2 separate regions of the Homo sapiens genome follow, and region 1 is linked to region 2. A link is a contact called in ENCODE Hi-C or POLR2A ChIA-PET data. All regions are on one chromosome and are shown on one strand. The core of a region is the stretch at or near the end of the contact, and the rest is flanking DNA. Distances in the headings are between cores, read along the strand shown. Region 1 holds the start of OSBPL10 (oxysterol binding protein like 10). Region 2 holds the start of OSBPL10-AS1 (OSBPL10 antisense RNA 1).

The links. Hi-C counts contacts between places; a loop is a spot of excess contacts on that map. ChIA-PET counts read pairs that join two places held with the same protein, here RNA polymerase II (POLR2A). Pooled maps may share reads with other maps.
Region 1: a pooled map shows a loop between it and region 2 (4-fold over the local background). The contact joins the promoter of OSBPL10 here to the promoter of OSBPL10-AS1 in region 2. A Hi-C loop is called at or near these places in 2 of 50 pooled maps. POLR2A ChIA-PET finds 5 or more read pairs at or near these places in 3 of 52 experiments (AG04450, BJ and PC-9).

The regions. Positions count from the first base shown.
Region 1 is chr3:31,979,610-31,985,003 of GRCh38, reverse strand. It overlaps OSBPL10 (oxysterol binding protein like 10), which reads left to right and starts at 3,742. Exons shown (of 12, transcript NM_017784.5): 1 at 3,742-4,105. The coding sequence starts at 3,825. It overlaps ZNF860 (zinc finger protein 860), which reads right to left and starts at 3,254. Exons shown (of 2, transcript NM_001137674.3): 1 at 3,102-3,254. RefSeq lists a silencer at 3,983-4,052.
Region 2 is chr3:31,702,712-31,708,203 of GRCh38, reverse strand. It overlaps OSBPL10-AS1 (OSBPL10 antisense RNA 1), which reads right to left and starts at 3,991. Exons shown (of 5, transcript NR_049771.1): 1 at 3,965-3,991. All of the region lies in intron 6 of OSBPL10 (oxysterol binding protein like 10), which reads left to right.

The sequences.
Region 1 (5,394 bases), core at 2,493-4,992, 280 kb before region 2:
GCCTCCCAAAGTGCTGGGATTACAGGCTTGAGCCACCGCGCCTGGCCTAGCCAATATTTTTAATCATACCGAAAGTGCCTTTGCAAAATTATGACAGTAAAAAAAATTCGACATAGCTGATTCCATCTTGCTTCTAACCTGTAAGCTGTCCTTGTTCATTCCCGGGCACAGGCCACAGCTAACTTTGGGAGGAATTTAGTTCATAGTCTAACCCTAAAGCAAGGATTGTAATATCCCTTTCCAAAACTATTCCCTCCTTGTTTGAACACCAAACTACCTTTGTAAAACTAATGAAAGGCCACAGGCTTAAGAGAGGTCTGAACTTTGCTAAGATAAAGGCATAGTTAAATGATAATCTGCCATTTTTCCAGAGGTCACAAGATTTCTAACCTCCCCATCACTCCTATAGATAACACCACTATTGTAAAACTTAAGATTTGTGTTTGAGGTGTTTTTCATACCCTGCATTCTGACGGACCAGTTGCCACCACCCAGTCTGGTAAACTGGCTCATCAGGTCCTGTGGCCCTTACTCAGGAACTGACTCAGTGCAAGAAGACAAACTTCGACTCTCTATAATTTCATCCCTCACCCAATCTATCAGCTTCCCCATCCTTAGCCCTCTGCCCACCAAACTATCCTTAAAAAAAAAAAAACCTTAGGTGGGCCCGGTACGGTGGCTCACGCCTGTAATCCCAGCACTTTGGGAGGCCGAGGTGGGCGGATCACGAGGTCACGAGATCGAGACCATCCTGGTGAACACAGTGAAATCCCATCTCTACTAAAAATACAAAAAAATTAGCTGGGCATGGTGGCAGGTGCCTGTAGTCCCAGCTACTGGGGAAGCTGTGAGGCAGGAGAATGACGTGAACCCGGGAGGCAGGGCTTGCAGTGAGCTGAGGTCGTGCCACTACACTCCAGCCTGGGTGACAGAGCGAGACTCCAGTCTCAAAACAAAAACAAAAACAAAAACAAAAAAAACCCCTTAGGCTCTGAATTTTCAGGGAGATTGATTTGAGTAATAATACACTCCTGTGCTCCAGCTTGGCTGGCCCTACAATTGTTAAACTCTTCCTCTATTGCAAAAACCTGCATTGGCTTTTCCGGGTAACAAGCAAGATGAAACTGTTGGGCATTACAGTATGTATTTCAAATACTTTTTGCCAACTTATTATGTATTTTCCAAATTGTTTTTCAAACATAAAGACTTTTTCCTCTCCAAACATAATTCTGCAGGTACCTTTTCCCTATTTGCTATACTACGGTAGGTCAAGGAAAGCTTTCTGGAAGAAGTGACTTGTAATCCATAACTCCATGGGTGAGAAACACAAACCGGGTGAAGAGAGCAGGGAACAGTGTCACCAGCAGGAGGAACAGCATGTGCTTCATCACTCTTTCATGATATAGCCTCTACTTTCAGCACATCTGCTCCACTCACCTCTTGGACATTTTTGATCCCATACGGCTGGCTTGCTCCTGCCCCATCCTGGCCTTGACTATTCCTTTTAGCTTAGTTCCTTCCCCACTTGAACTGGTCTATCTCAAGGGTCTAATTTTTTAGTCCAAGGTGAGAATTTGTTGTGCTAGCTCATTCAGTCTTAGGTTGGCTGCATAAGGTGGAGTAATGGTGGCATAGGTTAGGTAATATGAAATAAAATGACACTTCTCCTCTTTTAGCAGGAGCTTAAGGTGGCAGTCTCCAATAAAAGGCATGTTGTTTTGGTACATAATGCTGACATTTATAGTCCAGTATGCACCTACCTTCCCACCTTCAGTCTGTATGTCAATGCAGGACTCAATGAACACTCATATATGATCAGTAAGTTAGCTTAGGCAAAGCTATGCTGTGGTAAAAAATAATGCTAAAATCTCAATGGCTTCAAACAAACATTTTGTGCATGTTACATGGCCAACACTAACTGGCTTAGGATCTGCTGTATTCCACACCTTCTCACTCCAGGACACAAGCTTAAGGAGAGTCCTTATCCGGGACATGCTGCTCTCCTGGGATAAGGAAAAGAGAAAGATGGTGGAACCATATGACTGCTCTTAAAGCTTATGTTTGGAAGGGGCATTCATTACTTCTGTTCACATTCCATTGCTCAAAGCAATTCCATGGCCAAGCCTAAGGTCCATGTGGAGGAAGGATACTCTTTCCATAGGAAGCGGCAGTAAATATTTTGAACAAATGAACATTCTTGCATAGTTTATTACAGCCGGTATCATTTGTCCCATTTTGCAGTGAGAAAACTAAGGCTAAAAGAGGTAATTTGATCAAGGTCATAGGTTAGAATTCAGCTCTGAATGGCTTCAAATTTGGTCCAGGCAAGCTCTTTTCAGATTTTTTTTTTTTTAACACTATGTAGGCACCTGGAATTGTAATTTACTCAGGGGCACAACCACTTCTCTTCAACTCCAGAAGCTTCTCCGTGCATCTCTAGAGCTAAACCACCCATGAAATCTTCCTGGAAGGATGTGAAGCTAGAAAGGGGTTGGGCTCGGGGAACTGTCCCTTTGAGAGCTGACTTTTCCATTTAGTAATTTTTTTTAACTCTTGAAGTATTTATCTGCTTGATGGGTTTGTAGATCCTTTGGACGGAGATCACCTATCATCTATCACCTTTTGTTTTGTCTGTGTGTGTGTGAGAGAGAGAGTCTGAGTTCCTCAAAGCTTTTTTCTAGGTAATTTTTGATACTTCAGATTACAATGGATATCTATATTCACAAAAAATATTAGTGGGATAGAAAGAGTATCTTTAGGTAGGAAGAGGGGCGCAGAAGTTACAGCCAACACAGAGAATCCTTCAATGTTTGTAAATATCTGTTAATTTCCCTTGCCTCTGGAGCAGTTTTCCCGGTTTCAGAGCCTCTGCTCCTAGGTGCACGTGCAGTGTGGTAGCAATGGATAGGTTTTGACTTGCCAGGTTTATGCGTGCCATTCAGGGCAGGGGATTAGGGTTAGGCCAGTGAGTGACCTAGGACACTCAATTTAAGGAAGCACTCGCACAAACCTGAGAGTTCGCGCGCCTCACCCCAGCCCAGCCGTGTGTCTGTTAAGCATTTATCATAATCCTGCTGCATGAAAATGCCCGGCGAGCTTACCTGTGAGGATCACCTGCCACTCCCCTCCTCCGCCAGACAACGCGGAGGGCCTCCCTGAGCTGTGACTTTGCTCCGCCGGTGATAATTTCCAGGTTACTGTGTAGGAGCGTCTGGCGCAGCATCGTGTGCGGAAGACCGAGAGAGGGAGTGTGCGTGTGAGCCTGTCAGGCCGGGCGGGTCCATATCCGGGTGGACCGGGTGGGTGGGGCTGCCCCTCCCTCCAGGTCCCGAGGTGGATAAGGGGTGGGGAGTGACGTGCAGAGATTCCCTTTCGCCCCTTCGGATCCAAGAGAGGGTGGCAGAAGGAATGCGTGGGTGACTTGGCGTGGATTTAGGGCGTGCCCACCCTGCAGATCGGCCTCCTAGAGTGTCCCGAGGGCCTGAGAGGCCGCAGGGACACGAAGGAAGAGAAGGAGGAACCCGAAGAGGGCTCGCCTAGCCGGCCACCCGCTCCGAACTTGCCCGGGAAACTAGTGCGGAGGGAGGGGCCGGGCCCTGGCCGCGGCGGGAGGAGGGGCGGCCGCAGCTGCATCCAGCCCCGTTGGCTTCCTTCCCAGCTCTCCTTCGCCTCCTCCTCCTCTTCCTCCTGTATGAGTCAGGCATTTCCCGGGGATTTGGAGCAGGCACGCGCGGCCCGGGCGTCCGGAGCTGTAGCAGCAGCAGCAGCCGCCGTGCCGGGGCCGCCACCGCGGCGGGCACCCGCGTCCCGGGCGCCCACGGACCATGGAGAGGGCAGTCCAGGGCACAGACGGCGGCGGGGGTAGCAACAGCAGCAGCCGCAGCAGCAGCCGTGCTACCTCGGCGGGCTCCTCGCCCTCCTGCTCTCTGGCGGGCCGGGGGGTCTCCAGCCGGTCGGCGGCGGCCGGGCTCGGCGGCGGGGGAAGCCGCAGCAGCCCGGGCTCTGTGGCCGCTAGCCCGTCCGGGGGAGGCGGCCGCAGGAGGGAGCCGGCGCTCGAGGGCGTGCTCAGCAAATACACCAACCTCCTCCAGGGCTGGCAGAACAGGTAACGCGCCAGCCGCCCGCGCCACCGCGCGCCGCTGTGTGTGTGTGTGTGTGTGTGCGTGCGTGTGTGTATGTGTGTCTGTGTATGTGTGTGCGCGCGCGATTGTGCCTTCAGCGAACCCAGTGATGCCTCCCAACGGTGCCCTTCCTGCGTCCCTGCTCCCCTCCAGGTGGGGTTCTCAGGATGGGGCGCGCCGTGGCTCCACCCCGGGACCGCACCGCAGTGGCGGGGAGGGAGGCGAGAGCCCTGGTTTTCTTCTATGCTGGCACCTGCAGAGACTGGAGTGGTGGCAGGAGGATCGTGCTGGTCCCCGTGCTCTGCTTGTCCGCGGTTTCCCGCACGCCTGAAGAATGACTGGGAAAGGGAGGCAGAAGGGGCGTGCTTTGTGCCGGGGTGAAAAAGCGTTAGCACGTCCGCTCCGATTACAGTAATTCTCTAAGTAACAGTTCATTTTAAAGTTTGGTGTTTCAGAACACCACCACCATCAACAAAAAACCTGCCACTTGTCATCCTGGGCGACTGTGCATACTCCTGCCCCAGTTTGTGCCTTGCAGCCTCCGATGTTTGTAATGGAAGTTTTGTTTAAAAACAGAAAGAGGCCGGGCGCGGTGGCTCACCTCTGTAATCCCAGTACTTTGGGAGGCCGAGGCGGGCAGATCACGAAGTCAGGAGTTCGAGACCAGCCTCGCCAACATGGTGAAAACCCGTCTCTACTAAAAACAAAAAAAATTAGCCGGGCGTGGCGGCGCGCCTGTAATTCCAGCTACTCCGGAGGCTGAGGCAGGAGAATCGCTTGAACCCCGGAGGCAGAGGTTGCAGTGAGCCGAGATCGCGCCATTGCAATCTAGCCGGGGCGACAGTGCGAGACTCCGACTCAAAAAAAATAAATAAATAAAATAAAATAAAATAAAATAATAAAAAGAAAGAAAAAATACCCTCCCCCTTTTAATATTAGTAGCAATTTACATTATTATCATTATTTCCTCTTCAGGTCCCATTTGAAGTTTCCTGCTCACTTCCCCCTTGCAGTTGAGAAGCCTAGTTATGGACACGTGGAAGGATGGGGCTGTCGAGGAAAGGGGCTCAGGAGGCACTTGGAATGGTGGTAGTGTGTGTGATCTGCCATCGTGAGGAAGACAAGAACAGATGTGGCACTACTGTTTACTTTTTGTTTTTGTTTTTTTTTTCAATTTGTTTTCCAAAAACAAGCCAGAGGGAAATACAAGTGTCAGTGCGAGGAGAACAATGCTTTTTGGAGAGGTGGTTGGTGGGATATTTTGTCCTGCCTA
Region 2 (5,492 bases), core at 2,742-5,241:
CACTTTGGGAGGCCAAGATGGGAGGATCACTTGAGGGCCAGGAGTTTGAGACCAACTTTGGCAACATAGCAAGACCCTGTCTCTAATTTAATAAAAAATTTAAAAATTTTAACTGAAGACCTGAAAAATGGATTCAGTAATTGGTTGTTGGGCACTTGCTCCTCATAGACACTGAGACCCCTTTGTTTCTCTTCTGTAAAATCACTGTGTTTCTTGATTTATCCCCTTTGTCTTCTACTTGCCTACTCTTCCAATCTCTCCAGTCCCTAGCCTCTATCTATGTCTCAACTCCACACTCTTTATTTTTCTAGAACCTCTCATTTGTTGGGAAACCAGCCTCTGTTGACTCTTTTCCCCTAGAAAACATAAGTACACTTGCCCTGGTGGCCATTAGTGCATGTTATTGCCTGTTCTGTGTAGTTATGGAATTGAGAAATAATTTGTCTATGAGGGGACATCATTCCCTGGTTACTTCTTTGCCATGCTGCTGTGTACCTGACAGTTCTCTTTTCTGAGGATATCTGAGCATGGTGCTTTGGGTCTTCTCACCTACTGCCTGCATTTCTGTGACCCTCAGACTACCCATTTTTTTTGACATGGCTAGATTTCCCCAAAAAGATCATATCTAGATGTGTATGGTCTTGTCACTCAGTGCCAAGGTTTTTTGGTATGGCTCAGTTCACCCCAGTGCCTCCTTGCCAAGTTAACAGTGTGTGGGGAAAGTTGCCAGGCTTTAAAAATGATTGAACTGCAATATGCTTGCTGCTAAAAGAGAATTTGATGTTCATTCTCTAGCTGGCTTTATTGTCTGTCCTTGCCATATAGGTTTTCAGGAAAGTTGCAGGTCACTTGAGTTCAGTGGGTGCTGTTTTTCTGTTGAGATATTGTCTGTTTATTGGATACTTATTTACTTGGGCATAAGATGGCTTTAGGAGGTCGTCTTAATCCGTGCTAGAGTAGACCCTCTTGCCCCTGCATGTCTGTGATTCCTGGTTTGGCACAGAAAAGCTCCCTGTCCAAAGGCAAAATGCATCTTTAATGGTTAGGTAATGGAACCACGCAGGCTTCTGCCATGATATCTCAAATCTAACCAGTGAGGATTCAGTCCTCTGAATTAAGATATTAGGTTATAAGGCCATGTACAAATAAAGGAGATGTTAGTAGATCAAACTGCTTGTGTTGACCCCAGCTACCTGAAGGCCAGGTCTAGGTTAAGAGAGAAGGCAGTTCACTAAAGCAGGAAGGGTGGGGTGGGGTGGGAGTCATCTGTCTGAGGAGGGGAAAGCAGGAGTGAAGTGCCAGGAAAGAGAGTACCTTTGGGGACATGGGTGGAGTGAACGAAGCCTGTGACAGGGAAATGAGTGGACTCTGCAGACAAATGTCTATTTCATGCTTTTTCCTGGGAGGGACACAAACTGTAGTTACATTACATATATGTATTGAATAAAAAGATTGGCATTTCAGTCATGCTTGAAATCTGCATTTGTATTGAAGAATTAAGATATTTGTTTAAGAGATGAAAGCAAAGCTAAATGTTTCTCCCACATTGATGTTCCCATTGAGAAGACTGTTGGACCCACACAAACCTAACACACGTCACAGTTTTGCCTCCTGGCTTTGGCCTCGGTGGCATAGCCCCATATATCTCCTTCTCCTTACTAGATAAGAAGCAGAGGCCCATGGTTAAGGGCAGAGTCACATCTGTAGATGCTGTGACTGTCTTGGATTGGACCATTCCCAGCCCAAGACCCCATCTCTCACATGGTCTCAGCCTTTGGTCCTCAAGAGGCTGGAGGTCAGCGAAGGGGCAGAGACCCTTCTAAGAATCCAAGGGGAGCTATGGACCCCCTCTTCAGAAAAATGCCCAGACTTACAATTTTTGCATAAAATTTCAAGGATGGGGGTGGATATCTTAAGGGCTGTCCATGTGACCCAGGCCAAGAACCCTTGCTCCGGGCACAGGTCACTGTGGGTCACCAGGGAATGTCCCTAAACCCCAGCCTGCCCGTGAAGCTTTTTCCTGCCCATTGATTTTTCGCTTATCGTTCTCCCCATTTGCTAATAGGCACAGTTGCTTGATTTTTGTAGCACCATATGCCCTGAGGTGCTTGTGTGGTAGAAATATTGTCGTAATTTCTGTTTTTATTAAAATCCTCATTTTTCCAAAGCCTGCTTCTCTTTAAAACATATTTTAATTCCATTTTATCTTCAAGTTTGCATACATTTTTGTGGCTGGGCTGGCTCATTTGCAAAAATCTCTGGGGGATGGGGGATCTGAAGATTCTTCTGCTTAAGTCTTATAAATTCTCTCAGCAGTATGAAACCGTTTCTCACATTCATATTTTTCAGAGATGGGGGAACACTGTTCTGCCATTTTTGATGACCTTGAGAGAGTTGTTACTGTTTTATAAGTGAAAATTCGCAGAGATTCAGAGAGGGGAGGCGTGCAGGGGCTCCCAGGAGACAAGTAGGACTTTGTGAGAGAAGGGGAGTGTGGATGTGGATAAGCACGGGGACCTGATTATGGAAAACAGCACTTAGAAAGGATGATAATTATCCATCTCTTTGAATTCCACATCAGAGTAGCGGAATCAACAAACCCTTGACCCTGAAAGGGAAGGAGGTTTTGTGTCTTTAAAACTCCATCAAGACCTGCTTCTTCAAACCCTCCATTCCTTGCAGTGCCTGTCTATGTGGGTGCTTTGTGGTTGCCAGTAGATTGGTATTTACATTGCCATGGACCTCTTTCAGACAGAGTTGACCTGCTGACTACTGCTGCCTTTCCATCTATGTACCCCCAAGTTGGACCGCGATGGGGGTGGGGGGGGGGGTCTTCTCTTTGTGCAGATGGACTGAGCTGCAGTGTGGGTGGATTGAAAGTGTCCTCTAAGATGTTTACTGTCAACATGGTGTATGAAACCAGCTTAACTCTGATATTTACTTGAGGCTGGGTAGGAGAATTGTTTACAAATCACATTGGGAGAGAAAGGGCAAGTTCTCAGAGGCTGTGGGAGAGAAAACAGTCCTAGGTCCTTGTTTAAGGTTAGGGCATGGCTTGCTCAGGATTTGTGCCACCAAGGGGCAGTGTGCCAGGCTCCCATGGCCGTCCTTCTGTGGGCGGGACTTCAGGGCCACCAGTCATCCCGGATGACTCAGCTTCTGGGGCACCTGCACCAGCCTTAATTTCCTCTGCTGGAGCCACTGTCTTTGAGAGGAATTGTCAGACACAGAGGGCATGTGCTGTTGATTTACAGTGGGAAAGGATGGAGGGGTTTGTTTTCACATTTATGTGTGTACTCCGTATCATGCGGCTGGATCTTGTGGAAGACTTTCTGGCTACTAGAAGTCAGGGACAAGCTGGGTCTAATTTTCGAGTAAGGCAGACAGCTGGAGGAGGTGTGGTCCCCGAAGGTCTATAAACACATCACAGTGAGTGTAGCAGTGAGTGGGAAAGATGAGGATTTCCCCTGCAATGGCTTGTGAGCAAATAGGAAATCACAGCTTTAGAAGAATGAATCATTCTTTGCTTCATGAAGCTTATGGCAGCCTCAGTGGAGCAATTGATTTAGTATGCAGTCCATTCTTGGTGAGAACAGCTAATTTCAAGCAGAAAATAATTGCCCGCAAAATGGAGCTACTTCTCCTGTTGAGATGTTTAAGGACTTTGCAGCCCACTCCACCTGTTGGGTACACCATGGTGGTTGGATTTCACTTGGTTTTGATTGTCCTTTTTCTTCCCAAAGCAGAATGCCCAGGCACTACCCTCTCCTCCCCCAGCTGGTGCTGGCATGAGAGGAATTCTGCTAATACAGATTACTGCCCACCGGGTCACTGCAGAGGAAGTTGCAGCTATAGCACCTTTGCCATTGGGAGGGATTTGTGTCTGAGCTCTCTGACTTCCGTAGCGTAGACTGGAAATGGAAGCTCACAGGGAGCTGAGACAGCCACCCACTTTCAAACTGACCTGAAATCCAGAAGAGGCAAAAGGGAGGAGAGCCAGGAGGACAGGCCAGTAGAAGGGAGGCCCTGCTAATCTCAGCATTAGCCATTCAGACTCATGGCAGCGGTGGCCTTGGCACCAGGAGCAGTCACGCAGCAGCACGGGGTGTCATGAGGTGGAGCTGGAGGAGACCCCCAGGGCCACTGGCTGTAAGTGCTGGGCTCCTGTGTGCTTCTACCCCTAACTTCCCAGTGTAGAATCAGGGTAGCTCACAGCTCAGAGACTTCCCTCTCTGGCTCTTCCTCTCAGGGTTAGCATAGGTAAGGATTCCTCAATTATTTCAGCATAATCTAGCAAAGCAACTTGCCAATGACGTCAGATAATACCCATTATGAGGTGGCTAGAGAACTGGGCACATAATAAAAGAAAACTCAGCTTTTGGCTGGGGGAATATCCTGTGGGCTTCACTGAGATCTTCCCAACCATCTCTTTAGAATTGGGGTTATTTAGAGCTGATTGAGAACACCTTAGGAGTATGTCTGTGGAAAACGTCTATTTACGTTGAAGTTTTAAAAATGCCTACCCCAGGAGGGAAGGAACACCGTTATTACCTCTCTTTGGAATGTTGGAAAGGAATGGTCCGTGTGGGTATGTAAGGCCAGACAATTTTAAACACCTTGACCACTAAAATAACCTTTGTATGTTAGAAGTGCCTGTAGATATAAGATGATTCTGTCTAATGAGGTTAGTAAATTGTTCGTTTTTTGCATGGACATTTGGACAAGTCTGTATCCTTTCATGTTTAACATCTTTGAGCTTCTGAATTTCTGTATATTATGTCTGACCTGTTATTGATAATTGGAAAGAAATGTATAATGTTCTGTGCAGAGTGCTTTTGCTTATATGTAAGCAAGCATCATAAGAACATAGGTAAATGTGGAGTGTGGAATGTGGATACTTCTTTCAATAGAATTCTGAGGGCAAGTTAACCTTGTAACCAGAGTCCTTAATACTTGGATACTGGAAAATTTTATGTGCAATAATCCCCTTGCCCAGTTTATTAAGTTGCCTGTTTTCTATGTAATGTGAAAAATTGGAATTGAGTGATTGAATTAATAAACTTGCATCGAGGAAAGCAGGGTATGTTGGCCAGTGTGAATCCCAGTAGTATCATAAAGTTTCAGTTTTGCCTTAAATTTTCATTTGTTGTCTTCCTCCCTAAATTAATGCCAATTCTCAGCATTTTCTTATACCTGCTAGAGTGATCCTAATTGATTTGGGTAGAAATAGTCTTAGAGCACGTTTTTCCATAAATAATTTTAGTCCCTGGATAATCCAACTTTTACTTATAAACAGAAAAATTTATATTAGATATGAAGTGGCCTGGATTGTGCAAGTTAACAGGAGTCTAACTTTGGTAAACTCCTACTTGCTAATAGGCAAAATGAAGGGGGCTCATACCCATATACTATAGTTAGTTTCTTAAAGAACAGGGAGCTGTTTTGTCAGGGGAAGTCCTTACACTCACTAATCAGGGATGACGGGAGAGATG